Linked DNA regions of Homo sapiens: region 1 is linked to region 2. A link is a loop called in an ENCODE intact Hi-C map of the cell type or tissue named here. Cell type or tissue: heart right ventricle. All regions are shown on one strand.

Region 1 (2,500 bases), 160 kb before region 2:
CCCTCGCTGCTTTTGCTTATCCTATTCTTTGCTCAGAATTTTCTCTAATAATAGTAGTGAGAGCTATAAGCTTTATGAGCCCTCATTTTGTGTCAGGCACTGTGCTATATGCTCTATGTCATCTCATTTAATATAGACAGTCATACTAAATAGTTACTATCAAGTCCTCTTATAGATGAAGGGGTTGAAACTTGTAGAGGTTAAGCATCTGGCCCAAAGTCACACAGCTAGTAGGGGAGACTTGGCTCAAAATCCAGAGCCTGCATTCTTCCTATTACACTGTAGTGGGTTGGAAGGGAATGGAGCTTCTTGTAACCTTGGTTGTTATCAGACATGGGCTGATCACTCCCGGTACCTCAGGCAGGGTCAAGGATCAGGTATAAGGAGTAGGTCCCCTTGTCTGTATCTTGCTAGGAGCTTACAGTCTAGGACCTACTGGAAAGTACAGACTAGGACCTGAGTATTCCTCTGATTCATCTGGTCAACTGCTGGTATGCTTAGGCAAGCCCCATTCACCAAAGAAGACTCCGTCTTTGTCTGCCATGTAGAAATACTTCTGTCTTGTGTATTTTCTGCATGGAGGGGCGAGGTGTCAAGTTCTTGCCAGACAGTTGGGTGTGTGTATATACGTGGTGTGTGTGGTTGTGGTTTGTGTGTGTGTGTGTGTGTATATGTGTGTGTGTGCCTGGCACTGGGCTCCATGAAGGGGAGCAGGGATGCTTTTGCTTCGTGTATAGCTAGGAAGCTTGAGTGATAGGAGTTTAAGGGATCAAGTCACAAAGGAAGCCTGGCTGCAATCTGAGTCAAGGGATTTCTTCTTCCTGAATGCCTGTGCCTATGCCTTGGCTGGTCTGTGCCAAGGGCATTTAGTAATCAAGGTGCCTGTGTGTGGTATGTGTGTGTGTGCGCGTGTGTGTGGTGTGTGTTTGTGTGTGGTGCAGAAACTAGAACATGGTAGAGGTGGGTCTTTCCACAAGAGGGCCCCAGTAGGCTCATTTAAAAATTTCTGTCCTTTCTACATATGGCTAGCCAGTTTTCCCAGCACCCATTCAGAGGTGGGAATTGAACAATGAGAACACATGGACACAGGAAGGGGAACATCACACACCGGGGACTGTTGTGGGGTTGGGGGAGGGGGGAGGGATAGCATTAGGAGATATACCTAATGCTAAATGACGAGTTAATGGGTGCAGCACACCAACATTGCACATGCATACATATGTAACAAACCTGCACATTGTGCACATGTACCCTAAAACTTAAAGTATAATAATAATAAAATTAAAAAAAAAATTTCTGTCCTGACACAAAATGTGCCTTTTTATTTATACTGTTGCAGAACAAATAAAATGATGAGTCCAGTTTCTGTGGCTGATTTCACAGACCCCTCGAGAGACAGCACGGCTATGGAAAGAGCATGGCTTTGGGGCCAAACTGGCTTTGAATTCTGACTCTACTGCTCTGTGGCTGCATGAACTCTGGCACGTTACTTAACCTCTCTGAATTTTGGTCCCCTCATGGGTAAAATGAGCAGCATATTGGAACCACCTCAGAGGGTTGTCGTGAAGAGTAAATGAACTAATACTTTGCTTGCAACATGGAAAGTTCTCTATAAATGTTGACTATAATTATTATTTGACAGAATTAATTTTCCTCTGGGATGCCCAGATAGTATATTTGAATGCTGGGGGAAGGGGTGGCACTAGGGTATTTCTCTGTCTCCGCCATGGCGGAGTTATTATTACATTTCCACAAAGTGGAAGGACTAAAGCCTCCGGGCAGTCTGAGGCATGGCTGAGAGCCCAGAGAAGGTAGAATTGTGTCTGATGGGAGTTTCTTCTTAGAAATTTTACCTCCCTGCCCCCTCCTTCTGCTGGAGTGACTGATGCCCATCATTGTCCTGAGGTCATGTGTGTTGTGGGGTAGCTCTTCATCAATCATAGGAACTTATGTATGGTATTGAAGAATCCCTCTGTTGCACCCATGGAGGAATTTTTTTTTCTCTTTTCTCATTAAGACTTTAGTGAAATGTTGAAAAATCACATTTAGAAATGTGGCCTCAAATCTTCAAAATTTAGTGGACCCATTGAGCCTTTTGGAGTGGCCTACCCTTGTGCCTCTATGTCTTCATCTGTGGACACTCTTTTGAAGGGCCCTCTGACTGCCTCATTGCCAAATCCAGTGACTGATCTCCTGACATTGTTGCCTACAACTGGATTTTCTCAGGATTCTCCACTCTTTTGACCTGTGTAGGTCTGCACTAATCATGTGGCTGCTCCTCTGGTTTCCTTGCTTGCTCCCTTTTCCTAACGTGCAGCCATGAGTTGAAGACTATGCTTGGTCCGCTGTCCTTTTCTCTCTAAGGTTTCTCCCTAGAAAGATAGTCGCTCTGCTCCTGTTGCTTTGATGATCACCTCTGTGTTGATAGCACTGAAACTCTTGCCCTGCCTTAGCCCTGTCTACCTCTTCGTCTTCAACAGGTATGAGGTTGCCACAGCCT
Region 2 (2,500 bases):
GGAGTCTTTTAAAATATGACCAGCCACCCCTGTTCTCTTCTGTTTGCTGCTCAATTTGATATCAAGGGGTGCACGGAGAGACCTGAGGAGCCTCTTCTTTCTGGAGAGTAGGGTCTCTACATTGAAAATAGCATGTGTAGAAGCGTGATCCATTCATATAAAAAGTAAATGGGTAAAGATTTATATATAAATTTATATTGCACATATATTTTTAAATATGTGATATAAAAATCTGGGCCGGGCGTGATGGCTCATGCCTGTAGTCCTAGAACTTTGGGAGGCTGAGGCAGGAGGATCACTTGAGCCTGGAGTTTGAGACCAGCCTGGGCAACATAGTGGGACTTAGTCTCTACAATCACAACAACAAATTAGTCAAGGCTGGACACGGTGGCTCACACTTGTAGTCCCAGCATTCTGGGAGGCGGGAAGATCACTTGAGCCCAGAAGTTTGAGGGTAACATAGTGAGACCTCAGCTCTATATTAAAAAAAAATTTAGTCAGGTGCAGTGGCATATGTCTAGTCCCAGCTACATAGGAAGCTGCAACAGGAGGATCAGTTGAGCCTGGGAGCTCAGGGATGTAGTGAGCTGTGATCACACCACTGTACTCCAGCTTGGGTGACAGGGCGAGACCCTGTCTCAAAAGAAAAAAGAAAAAACTCTGCTCTTACCTCTGATGGTCTGAGAAACAGGGACTTTTCCTTTCTATTTTGCACTCTTCTATACTGCTTGATTTTTTTTTTCTTTACCATGAACTTACATGATTTATAATTATTTAAATTACTTATTATAAAATAAGACACAGAAGTTGCTGTTGGGTTTTCTGGCATGAGCCCTTTGGATTCTGTGTTTTAGCATTCATGATCATTCTCTGGGCCACTTTATTCTTACACAACCTTTTTTTTTTTTTTTTTTTTTTAAATACTTCAAGTTCTAGGGTACCTGTGCACAACGCGCAGGTTTGTTACATATGTTACACAACCTTTAATTGTATAAGGATAACCTTTAATTGGCTTGGGCTTGGGGGTGGACTCATCAGTTTGCCCAGATCCCTTCAGCCAGGTGGCAGGCAGGTGTCGCTCCTGCTGTACTGTAGGAATACTGTGGCCAGCCTCAGCTCCATGCTGGGACTGAACAAGGGCTTCTCTACCCCCATCACTGGGGCCTCAGCCCTGGGTTGTCCTCCCTTCTGCTCTTATTGCCCCTCTGTCCCCCTTGCCTGAGGACCCAGGACCCGTTTGTCCTGGACTTGGTGGACCCAGGGTTTTACCCTCATGTTACCCACATAGTCCTCTCTTTGCCTCTGGGGAGAAGGATTAAACTCTTGGTTCATGTACTATTTTGAGGTATTTGTCCAAGTTTAATAGTTGTGAAGGAAGAAAAAGGTTAGTTGCTGTTTGAACTGTTTCTCTGGGATTAACAAAAATTAGTTTGTGGCTCAAGAAAAATTGTGTGAGCTCAGTTTGTGGGGTGGGGTCATAGTTTCTGAGGTTCTCTCCAGGTTTGGCTGGTGCTTGGTTCCAGCCTGTGCTGAAGAAGGGCAGGGAACAAGTGGGAAGGAGGAGCTTTCTTGTCTCTGGGGCTCTTAACAGCTGTAGTAAATTGTGGCATGTGTGGAGCAGCAGCAGAGCCAGCCTGAGGAGCTCTGAGCCAGAGGGTTCACCCATGGGAAAGCTGCTTTTTAGCCCAGCTTGAGGTTCTTACATCTGGACCCAGCATGGCTGCGTTGAACCAGACCTTCAAATGTGGCTGTGAGTACCAGGCATGGCTAGAGCATTTAAGTACTCCACATGGGAGCTGAGCTTTGTCTTTCTGCATTTCTAGGGACAGGCTCAGTGGACAAGTAATGGTGGCAGAAAGAACTTGGTGACCAGATGTTGGCTAGCACCACTGCTTTCGGCGGGCCCCAGGTTGTTGGTGAAGTCAACGGAATCACTTAAGAATGTGCAGAGCTCAGGAACTGAAGCCTCATGATTCTCCTGCTGGATCTGGCTTCCAAAGGTCCCCATAACCCTTATCCCCAGCTGGCCTTGGAACAACGAGGCCTCCTATGTCTCAGCTCTCCCCAGGGACCCTACAGAGCTCATTCTGGGCTTTTGGAGGGTGTCATCTGTGTGGCCTGAAGGAGACCTGAGTTTTGGACACGCTTGAGAAGGGAAGCTGCTTTGATATTTAGCCAGAGAGATGACTGAGCCTGTTGGTTGGAGCCCAGTGAGGATGTTAGAAGAGTGTGCCGTGGGCCCTGGAGGTGAGGAAAGGCCAAGGACCTCTCTTCCTTCAAGCCAGGTTGTGGGGAGAGCCCCACTGTGAGCCCTTTGTGCTAGGCATTGAGCAAAGTGGCAGCTTTTGTGGTGCTGGGGATGTGGGAAGTTTTCTACTTTTGCAGCTATTATGCTGAGTTTCCCTCCCTCTCCAGGATGTAGGGGTATATTGGAATAGAGAGCTATCCTGTGAAACCATTGGTGTGAATGGGGAGCAACTCTGGGCTGAGCCTCATCCCC

What was found. A loop is a pair of places that touch in the nucleus more often than their neighbours do. Peaks named below come from ENCODE experiments on the same cell type or tissue, not always from the same donor. Only the 100,000 strongest peaks of a DNase experiment are listed, where the experiment ranks them.
Region 1: a loop joins it to region 2, with 1.9 times the contacts of the local background. A loop is called at or near these places in 5 of 110 quality-filtered maps.

Annotation. Positions count from the first base shown.
Region 1 is chr5:139,136,314-139,138,813 of GRCh38, reverse strand. All of the region lies in intron 1 of SIL1 (SIL1 nucleotide exchange factor), which reads left to right. Among named protein-coding and RNA genes, the nearest start is that of SIL1, 61 kb to the left of the region's middle. In heart right ventricle, a CTCF peak has its summit at 984 (motif pointing right); no DNase peak of the experiment used is centred here; H3K27ac peaks cover 615 bases.
Region 2 is chr5:138,971,620-138,974,119 of GRCh38, reverse strand. All of the region lies in intron 7 of SIL1 (SIL1 nucleotide exchange factor), which reads left to right. It overlaps LOC124901079 (a long non-coding RNA gene), which reads right to left. Exons shown (of 2, transcript XR_007058954.1): 2 at 1-2,500. Among named protein-coding and RNA genes, the nearest start is that of LRRTM2, 98 kb to the right of the region's middle. In heart right ventricle, a CTCF peak has its summit at 1,047; a DNase peak (open chromatin) is centred at 1,664; H3K27ac peaks cover 2,500 bases.